Linked DNA regions of Homo sapiens: region 2 is linked to region 1. Evidence: read pairs that join two places in POLR2A ChIA-PET (ENCODE). Cell type or tissue: PC-3. All regions are shown on one strand. Each heading gives the region's core, and the rest is flanking DNA. Links, peaks and the distances in the headings are about the cores only. Region 1 overlaps LOC339166 (a long non-coding RNA gene). Region 2 has its middle 120 kb from the start of WSCD1.

Evidence for each region. ChIA-PET counts read pairs that join two places held together with the same protein. Peaks named below come from ENCODE experiments on the same cell type or tissue, not always from the same donor. Only the 100,000 strongest peaks of a DNase experiment are listed, where the experiment ranks them.
Region 2: POLR2A ChIA-PET joins it to region 1 with 5 read pairs; 2 of 35 experiments call an interaction of 5 or more read pairs at or near these places.

Annotation. Positions count from the first base shown.
Region 1 is chr17:5,867,590-5,872,969 of GRCh38, forward strand. The region is part of intron 2 of LOC339166 (a long non-coding RNA gene); the gene reads left to right. Among named protein-coding and RNA genes, the nearest start is that of WSCD1, 200 kb to the right of the region's middle. In PC-3, for the core only: no CTCF peak of the experiment used is centred there; a DNase peak (open chromatin) is centred at 3,172; H3K27ac peaks cover 929 bases.
Region 2 is chr17:5,949,624-5,955,003 of GRCh38, forward strand. No RefSeq gene overlaps it. Among named protein-coding and RNA genes, the nearest start is that of WSCD1, 120 kb to the right of the region's middle. In PC-3, for the core only: no CTCF peak of the experiment used is centred there; no DNase peak of the experiment used is centred there.

The sequences.
Region 1 (5,380 bases), core at 199-5,198:
TGTAACCTCCGCTTCCTGGGTTGAAGCCATTCTTCTGCCTCAGCCTCCTGAGTAGCTGGGATTACAGGCACGTGCCACCATACCCGGCTAAATTTTATATTTTTAGTAGAGACAGGGTTTTGCCATGTTGGCCAAGCTGGTCTTGAACTCCTGACCTCAGGTGATCCACCTGCCTCAGCCTCTCAAAGTGCTGGGATTACAGGCGTGAGCCACTGCGCCTGGCTGAAAGTAGGGTTTTTGCTTTGTCTTTTTCCACCATCTTGCATCAGAAACTCTTTCTCATTATTATTCTGTGTTAAAATGAAATAATCAGCGTATACAAAAGAATATATATAATATTTATTATAACTCATAATAATATATAATAATAAGACATAGACCTGTGAGTTGGCTCCTAACTTATCACCAAGACAAGACCAGTACTGTTGAGGTCACGGCATGTTCCTTCCGGATCCCATCTCTTTGCCTCCCCTCATGCCCAGGAAACAGCTCCTCTTGGGTATTTTCTGTTTATCTTTCTCTTGATTCTCCCCTCCATTATTTTTTCACCAAATTTTTCTTTTTCTTTCTGTCTTTTTTTTAAAATTGTTTAATTTTTTTTTTATTTTGAGACAGAATCTCATTCTGTTGCCCAGGCTCGAGTGCAGTAGCACAATCTTGGCTCACTGCAACCTCTGCCTCCCGGATTCAAGCAATTCTCCTGCCTCAACCTCTCTAGTAGCTGGGATTACAACAGGTGCATGCCACCACGCCTGGCTAATTGTTGTATTTTTTTTGTTTTTTAGTAGAGACAGGTTTTCGCCATGTTGGCCAGGCTGGTCTTAAACTCCCGACCTCAGGTGATCTGCCCCCCTCGGCCTCCCAAAGTGCTGGGATTACAGGCGTGAGCCACCGTGCCCGGCCTCACCAAATTTTTTTAATGCATGGAAGTGCCATAACATTGGCTCTTTATCACTGTACTATAAATTTACAAAAATAATTATGAAGCTGCAAAAATAATGAAAATACATTGTCACATGAATGGACCAACGAGTCCATGGAACAGAACACAGAAATGAACAGACTCAAGTCTGTAAGGAAATTTTCTCTATAATAAAACAGGTAATCTAAATCAAGGCATTCAAAAAAGATGTAGGGCCATTTGTTACCTATTTAGAATGAAATACATTCTAGATTCTTATCTCACGCCTTACATAAAAAGGAATCGGGAATGTCCAGAAAGACAGTGGTCGAGGCAGAGCTGGCTGTGTTTCTCTGCAGACGTGTGCTATTTCCCCCTCACTGGATCTGTGCTGCACTTGAGTTATTGTGGGGAGAATGGGATCAAGGCACAGGAGAGACCTTGGCAAGTGGGAAAATGGCTATCCACGTTCCCTGAGTCTCACCTGCTTCCAGATCCTGCTGTGTCACAGAAACCCCGCCTGCCGGCAGCCAGTGCCTGGGGAAGACCCTGGGCTTCTGAGCACCCCTTCTCTAAAGAAGCCTGTCCTGCTGGAGGTCCTAATTAAACACAGGACAAGCCAGCGTCTGCAGCAACGCCTTTGACAGGGGAGATAGCTGGTGCGTGGCAAACCCGGCCATTTATCAAACGTACACACTTGCATTGCTCAGTGGGTTTGGGGGCCACATTAATAAATCACTTTTTTATTTGAAAGCACCTCCCAACACACAGTAGAGCCACTTGAGTCATCTCTCTGTCCAGGGCTTGGCTTCCACAGGGCCCTTCCAGCCAGCCTGGTTATTTTTAGCTGTAATTAAAATCACAACATATGGTGTCATGGACCCCATTTCTGCTAACTGATGTGCAAGCAGTTTTTTTTTTAATTATTAAACTGACTGTAAAAACTTTTTAATTTGGGGGTATTTAGAGTGTTCAAGGAGAAAGCCACTCTAACATTCATGCCAGATGACAGCTAGTCAATGAGAGGAAAAAACACCCCACGCTAGCTCCGTCGATCTCTCTGCTCTAGCCGCACTAAATTACAGAATTAATAGGCTCTTAGAAAAGACTGACACACAGTTACTGTGAGAAAGACAATTAAATGTGGAAACCCACTTTTCTCACCGCATTTAATTTTAACAGGAGGCTTTGAGACTCAATAAATCTCTTTTCTATTTCTTCTCCGCTTTCCCATAAGTTCTTCAGAGAAGCACCGAGAACGTTTAAGAGGCTTCTCCCTCTTGATCATCTCTAACTACTCGTTAAGATAATGTTTCCTTCCAGAAACTTTCTTTGGAGATCAAGGAGAATTAGAAATACCAATATATTTCAGAAGCTTTTTAGATGGCCTTCCTCTTCCTGCCTTGACCTTTTTGGTCTAGGTCAGATTCATTCATTTGTTCATTCATCATTCATTTCTTTTTTTTTTGAGATGGAATCTTGCTCTGTCGCCAGGCTGGAGTGCAATGATGCGATCTTGGCTCACCGCTACCTCCGCCTCCCTGGTTCAAGAGATTCTCCTGCCTCAGCCTCCCGAGTAGCTGGGATTACAGGCATGCACCACCATACCTGGCTAATTTTGTATTTTTAGTAGAGACGGGGTTTCCCCATGTTGGTCAGGCTGGTCTCGAACTCTCGACCTCAGGTGATCCACCCGTCTCGGCCTCCCAAAGTGCTGGGATTACAGGCGTGAGCCACCGCGTCCAGCCTGTTCATTCATTTCTTTATTCCCTTGGTCAACACTCCAGCTGTATTGCTTTCTCTAGGGGCTAAGCTAAAGGGATTGGTGGGGCTGCTCTTGCTGTGGTTAAGTTCAGTCTAAAAGAGATATAAGCAGGTGATTAGGTACCTGGAGTGAGACAGAGGGAGCTGGAGGCACCCAGAGGAAGAGTCAGTTGACACACACAGGTGCCCTCCGCCCTCCCTGCGCCCACACCATCCAGCACCATGGCTTCTGCCCGCAGGTGTCCGGTGCTCACCTGGCATGAAATATGCACTTGCTAAGTGGGTCCCTAATTGACTCAACTTGTTAACCTCTTAGTCAAGTCCTACCAAGGTTATGCTTCCAACTCAAATCAGGCTGCTCTCTGTCCCACATGCTCTCGTGATTAATTGCAAAGAAAAATCCTTTCTGAAGAGAAGGGGAAGAATTTTTTTTTTTTTTTTTTTTTGGTTAAGATCCTGCTCTTCTCCCAGCCTCAGCTGTTCAGCAGTCAAGTATTTGTCATATTTGAGTCCTTTAACCACTAGTCATTTCTGACTAATACCCAGTAGGCAGACATGGGGTAAGATTTCCAAGATGATAAATGCTTCCCTTCTTATCTTTTGATATCTGGAAGTAGAAAATTTCAAGGAAAAAGGGTTTTACACCAAGACGACCATAAATCTCATTGTGTTCACAACAGAAGGCTGACCAGAGGAGTTTATTAAATCCGTAAAGGATTTGATGTATATCAAACTGTTACATAAAGTCAATACTTTGGCGAGAAATGGACAATAAATACTCAGCAAGAGGCAATATTTCTATCAGGGAGAAGGCAATCGCATAAAGATTAGGGGAGCAATTTCAATATTGCGTGTCTCTCCGCAGTGAGACAGGTCTTGTTTTCCAGAATGATCACGGGGGAAAGAGTAAAGGTGGGGCAGGCAGCCTTCTGGGCTCAGCTAATCCCACCATCAAGCTCAGACGAGGAGTTATGGACTGAACCTTTTGGTCCCCTCCCCAAATTCATACATTGAAGCTCTAACTCCCAGTGTGGCTGTTTATGGAGATGGGACCTCTAAAGAAGTAATTAAGGCTAAAGGAGATATAAGGGAGGGGTCCTGATCTGGTAGGATTAGTGTCCTTATAAGAAGAGACACTGGAGGTCAGGTGTGGTGGCTCACGTCTGTAATCCCAGCACTTTGGGAGGCTGAGGGGGGGTGGATCAAGAGGTCAGGAGATCGAGACCATTCTGGCCAACACGGTGAAACCCCATCTCTACTAAAAATACAAAAATTAGCTGGGCATGGTGGCAGGCACCTGTAGTCCCAGCTACTTGGGAGGCTGAGGCAGGAGAATGGCATGAACCCCGGAGGCAGAGCTTGCAGTGAGCCCATATCGCACCACTGCATTCCAGACTCCAGCCTGGGTGACAGAGACTCCGTCTCTTAAAAAAAAAAAAAAAAAAAAAAAGAGAGAGAGAGACTCTGATGAACTCTCCCTATCACTCACCTGCACAAAGGGGCCATGGAAGCCACAGTGATTCGGCAGTGATCTGCAAGCCAGGAAGAGAGGCCTTATTAGACACCCACTGGCCGGGCACGGTGGCCTGTAATCCCAACACTTTGGGAGGCCGAAGTGGGTCGATCACCTGAGGTCAGGAGTTCAAGACCAGCCTGGGCAACATAGTGAAAGCCCAGCTCTACTAAAAATGCAAAAATTAGCTGGGCACGGTGGCGTGTGCCTATAATCCTGGCTATTCAGAAGGCTGAGGCAGGAGAATCGCTTGAACCCTGGGAGGCAGAGGTTGCAGTGAGCCGAGATTATACTATTGCACTCCAGCCTGGGCAACAGAGCAAGACTCCGTCACAAACAAACAAACAACCACCATGCTGGCAGCCTGATCTTAGAGCTTCAGCCTCCAGAACTGTGAGTAGACCAATGCAATGGCCCGTCTCCTCTTGGGAAGGCTGATCTCACTTTGAAATTGCAAGATGGCCACCTTCCTCAGCATCTAAAGGCCACAGTGCAGACAGGAAACCCAAATCATATTGCTGTCTAAATAATCGCAGCTTCTACACTTAATCTATGTGCTTTTCAGATATCGTCTCATTTAAGTAGCAGCTTCTTGAGGGAATCCTCACATCAATCTTTAAAATAAATAGTGATGATGCCCCGATTTTCCATCTGGAAACTGCAAAGCTCAGAGATACTAACTTACTCAGGACCACACGGATGATTATTGGGAGGGTCAAGATGGAATCCAGTTTCGGTGGTTTCCAGGATGGTCAAAGGACCATTCCGCTATTCTGCATCTTGAAGTCATCCTCTTTCCAGTGAGACGGTTAAGGCTTGGAGTTATGTCTACAAAGACCAATCATCTAGAAGAGGAAGGGAAAGTTTAGTTAATGCTCTAGATAAGTTATCTATACAACACTAAGCATCTGAATAGTTTGATTCATCCACATATTCCACTGTCTGACCCAGATGTTCCCCAGCAGGGCTGAATGCTCTTTGAAAGGATAGACCATTTCTCTTCCTTTCCTTCCTCCTTTTAATGAGCACAGCCCCTTCCTTCCACCATATGTGTGGAAAATAAATGAAGGAAGTGGTGTCTGAGTGAGCACAGCGATGGTGTGAATATTGAGAGGCCACTGCGGAGAGAGTGAGCACTTGTCCTCTGGGAGTGGCCACTTCTCATCGCTTTTGTGTGTCATGCTTTGTCTTTCCAACAGATC
Region 2 (5,380 bases), core at 265-5,264, 82 kb after region 1:
AGGAGCTCACTCTGATCTCTCTGACCTTATGATGTTCCAAATAAAGGTACAGAGTCTACAAGAAACCCCTGAAATATTTCCTGAATCCTTCCACCCACACTTCCATCCTTCATTCTGCCCACTGCTTCCAGAGTTCTTTCTAAAATCCAGATATAATCAAGTCACATTTTGCCCCAAAGCTTTTAATAACTCCCAATTTCTGTTAAGATGATTTCAACTCTGGCTTTGAGATCCTTCACCACCAGGCCCCTGCGTGCCTCTCCCTTCTCATCTCCTCATCACTCTCCAGGCAAACTGGACTATTTGCTATTCTGGGAATGTGTCTTCTTCTTTTAAGCCTCAGCCCCTTTGCATGTTCTGTTCATTCTTTCTGGAATGAGCTTCTCCCCTTTGAACTGTTGTCAAATTCCTTCAAAGTCCAGTTCAAACACTGCCTTCTCATGAAGTTCTTACATACCACTCACACCTTTCTCTGCATGTTAGCCAAGAAAATATATGCAGATGAAGGTGTCTGCTTGAATCATGGCAGCTACCTGCTGGCTTAACTGGGTTAACACTAATGAAAATCACGGGACAGCTAAATTTAATTTTTGACACCTGATAAATGCCAAACATCAATGGATTTTTCATTAACATACTGAAGAGCAGTGTCTTCAAGTCACTGTTATGAAGACACTTTCCTAATTTCTTTGAGGTGGTTAATCTTCTGTGCAGACATCAGAAAGGATTGCATTTCCTGACTCTTTTGGCTCTTGTCATGTCAGTTGTGTAAAATGATTTGAAAAGAGGTGATTACTATGGACCATGACATCCATTTCACCTTTATCAGGAAATACATAAGTGAGATAGTGCAGGTGTTGTGGGCAGGGGTAGGTCACTCTCCTCCCCTGCACCCTTCTCTTCTGAGCAGATCCAGAAGGAAGTGTTTGTTTTGGATGTTGGACCCTGTTCCAGTTCCATGATCATATTTATGTTGCTTCTGAGTTTCCAAAACGATGTATGTTGAATTTGTCAGGTCATATTTTTGCAGCAATAAAGGGTGGTCTTGTTGAAGTCAACTCAATCCCAATGGGCCTTATATTTGTGACATTCCAGAGTGAGGATAACATATGGAAAGAAGCCCACAAAGTAATAAGGAACAAAGAATCCTGAATATGAAAAACCACCCTGATGCTGATTCTGGTTGCCTCTCCTTGCCACGGTCCTTCCTGGACTGGAGTTCAGCCAGCAGATGCATATTATATTGGATGCTTCCTCTAAAGAGACAGGAGGAGTAAGTGGGAATACGGGAGGCACTCAGAAAGTGAGTATTCACACACTGAAAGAAAAGCAATCAAGGCATCGGCAGCCCTGTTCAGAACAAGCCAAGCGGGGACGGCGCAAACCCGAGGGTGGCTTGGGGTTGTGTTAACAGATGGTGGAGAGAAGGCAGAATGCTTCACCTCCCATTTGGCTCCTGTCACCCGACTGAGAAGACTAATCTTCCCCTGTAAAAGGATAGCACAATCACTTTATTCAGAGGAAATTGCAGAATGCGATGTGAGAGGCATTTGGACAAGAGCCTAATCTCTGGGTGTTTTGCTGAAGGATAGGTAATTTAAAGTTCTGCAGGCAGCAAAGGGTTAATCCAGTTTTTGTCCAAGAGCAAGGAGTTAGAGTACAGAGTGTTTATTGCTGTTACCATGTTCATTCATTTGTTCATTCGTTCTACAAACTTTTTTTTTTTTTTTTTTTTTTGTCTATACGATCCCAGGGTGGTGTACCGGGGAGGCTGACCTGGGTTCAAATATCTGCTGCAATGTATTAATATCTGTAGACAAGTCACAACTCCTCTCTGTTATTGTCAAAGACCTTTGGATTTCAAGGAACTGAGACTCAGTCAAGCTCACTCAGGAAGAGGAGTGAGTTGGTCGAGAAAACAGAATCCACAATAGGTATTTCATTCTTATTTTTTTTTTCTGTCTTTGCTACTTGAATCAGAACAGTAGGTATTTCAAACAGAGGAGATTTAATGTAGGAAGTTGGTTACATGCATATGGAAAAATTGAAAAAAGCAAAAAGGGAGGTAGCCTGGAGATCAGTAACTGCAGGAAGCAGTGACCTCCCTACTGCTGGAGAAACAAATGGGACGAAGTGGCATTGCCAGAATCTAGAAGCTTGGAGAAGGGTTGCTGAGAGGGTAGATTTACATCCACTAGCTCCACTGCTTCCCATCAATAGTCTTGGTCTTTCAGTTACATTTGTGAGCAGAGGTAATTTCAGATAATATAACAAATAGAGTGATGGGATATAGGGTTATGAGGGTTGGGGTAAGGCCAGGGGTCGGGAGGTTTTTGTGGCAGAGCTTGGAGAGGACTGCTGAATTTGGATCATTTATGAGTTGACAATAAACTCAAGAAGGGCAAGAGCAGAGCAGGATGAGAATTACATGACCTTTACAATAATCCAAGTGTACAGTTTTTATATTGCCACATAATAAATCACCACACATTTAGCGGCATAAAACAACCTATGTTTATGATCTCACGGTGTCCATGGCTCAGGAGTCTGGATGTGGCCCAGCTGGGACCTATGCTTCAGGTCTCACAATGCTTTGGTCAAGGTGTCAGCTTGACCAAGGTGGTCAAGGTGTCAGACTCTCATCTGAGTCTGGGGATCTCTATCAGCCACAGATCCCACCCACACTCACATGGAGGGGGAGTGTGCACACTGGGGGCAGGAATCTCAGAAGCCATATTAGAATTCTGCCTACCACACCAGGCAAGAGATGATGCTGGCTTGAACTCAAAGTGTAGGCATGGAGATGGGAGAAGTGGTTGCATTCAAAATATAATTTTAAAGTCCTGGCTCAGAGGACTGCCTTTGGAGAGGGAGGGGACTCCAACTCTAATAATCTATGTGGGGTGGAGGGTACTTTCAATGAAGTGGGGTACTCCTGGCATGGGAGCAACCTGGTTGTATTGCTTGGGGGCATGAGTGCTTCAGATAAGAGGACCCTAGATGGGGATGGGGCTCCAAATAATGCATAAACACACCTGCAGGTGAAAGTTAGCTCTAATTAACTGCCAGGCTCAGATGGCGGCAAGCCACCCAGCTCATAAAAAGCTGTTTTACTCCTTACTCCTCCCGCCACCACAATTTTCACTCTAGCAGGGTTTGAAACAGCGGCTAGCAAGTAGGGGGAGGAAGAGAGGAGAGCAGAGAGAGAGTTGGAGATGACTATGTCCCGTCCTCAAAGACAGGGGCTCCAGACACAAGTCTAGGTATGAAGGAAAGGGAGAAGTCTTTGAGTAGAGATTGAAGCACTAATTAATAGATTGGGCTGGACACATTCATATGATTGAATCTAATAGTGTTTTATGATGGAAAATGACCATAGGACTGTCCCTTGCCTGAGAGTACACAGAGAAGTTTAGTATGAGTTTCTATCCAGGGATGGGTGAGGATGACCACTACTGAATACATGGTTTTTTTTTTTTTGAGACAAAGTTTCACTCTTGTTGCCCAGGCTGGAGTACAACAGTGTGATCTTGGCTCACTGCAACCTCCACCTCCTGGGTTCAAGTGATTCTCCTGCCTCAGCCTCCCAAGTAGCTGGGATTACAGGCATGCGCCTCCACGCTTGGCTAATTTTTGTATTTTTTAGTAAAGACGGGGTTTCACTATGTTGGCCAGGTTGGTCTCGAACTCCTGACCTCAGGTGATCTGCCTGCCTTGACCTCTCAAAGGGCTGGGATTACAGGCATGAGTTACCTCGCCCAATCTGAATATATTTTAAAGGTGCATGGTTATCAAAAAATTAAGTTGCATCTTGATCACATCTTACATACTGTGCTTGTTCAATGGATTGGTTATGCAAAAGTCTGGGTGAAGATTTTTCTTGGCAGAGTGACCATCAAATGCAAGGGCATTGGGTGGGCATGATGTTGATATCTCTGAGAAACCTCACTAGAGTAAGAGGAGGGTAAAAGGGGTGAAGCTGGCTGGGTGCAGTGGCTCCTGCCTGTAATCCCAGCACTTTGGGAGGCCAAGGTGGCTGGATCACCTGAGGTCAGGAGTTCGAGACCAGCCTGACCAATAAGAGGAAACCACCCTGTCTCTACTAAAAATAGAAAAAATTAGCTGGGTGTGGTGGCATGTGCCTCTAATCTCAGTTGCTTGGGAGGCCGAGACAGGAGAATTTCTTGAACCCTGGAGGCAGAGGTTGCAGTGAGCTGAGATTGCGCCACTGCACTCCAGCCTGGGGAACAAAGAGCGAAATTTCGTCGCAAAAAAAAAAAAGGGGGGTGAAGCCAAAGGGGTGACAGGGGCTGGCAGATCATGGTGAAGAGTGTGGATTTTCTTCTAATTGTACTGAGATGTCATTGGAAGGTTTTAAGCAGGGGAGTGACAAGGTCTAATTTATATACCAGGTGCTGTGCTGCCGGCTGGAATTCTTTCCCCACTTTTATGGTTGTCCTTCAACCTGCTGGGATTGTCCATGGAGTTTTATAGCCCCAACTACCCCACCACCTCACAAACCCCTTCTAGTTACCCAAGCTCAATAATAGACCAGTTAATGAGAGTAAGCCTGATCTCCCCAGCTGGTGGGAATCATATGAGGATAGGTGCATAAGTTAGAAGCAGCTGCACAAGGGTGAGACAGGAGGAATCTAGGTCTTCTTGATGTGATGTGACATCAATTTTTCTCCATGCTGAGTGATGCCTAGCAGATCCAATCAAATCCTCTCTTTGGGGAGGCTTAATGTGGGCTGAACAATGACTAGGCAGCTTGCTTGACCAGAGATCCTGAGGTCACCAGATACACATCCCTGGCTTGGGACAACTGGGACCCCATGCACCCTGGGCTACTTTCCTGCAAAAGCACAGTGTTTCTTGAGTGACCCACATCATACCTGAGGGCTCTCTTCTCTGAGGCTGGGGGTGGATTGCAGAAGGATTGGGCCCAACTTCTCCATTGTTATGCATTTCTCTTTGTGGGTGTGGTGGAGTATCTTATTTTCTCAAGGTCCCATTGGGATCCAAATTCCCATTCCAATTGGGAACCCAGTCTCATTGCCATCTCACCTCCTGTTCCTGTCCTCTTTCTTCTGCTTAACACTGATAAAACATGAAGTTCAGTGCCTTTTCCAGAATTTCTTCACTCCTCAAAAAGCACCTCCACATGCAAGGTATGGTGAATGTAGCGTATTTTGTTGAGAGCATGGGGTTGGCAGATGAAGCCTACAGTATCATCACTTGGCTTCATGCATATCTCAACTTCTGCTTTCTCAAGTCTCCTTGCGTGGGCACTACCCCTTCTCTAAATCCAGTTCTCCTCTCCCACTTTATCATGCACAAAATGTAACTCTCTACCTTCTACTTAGCTTCCGTTTATTAT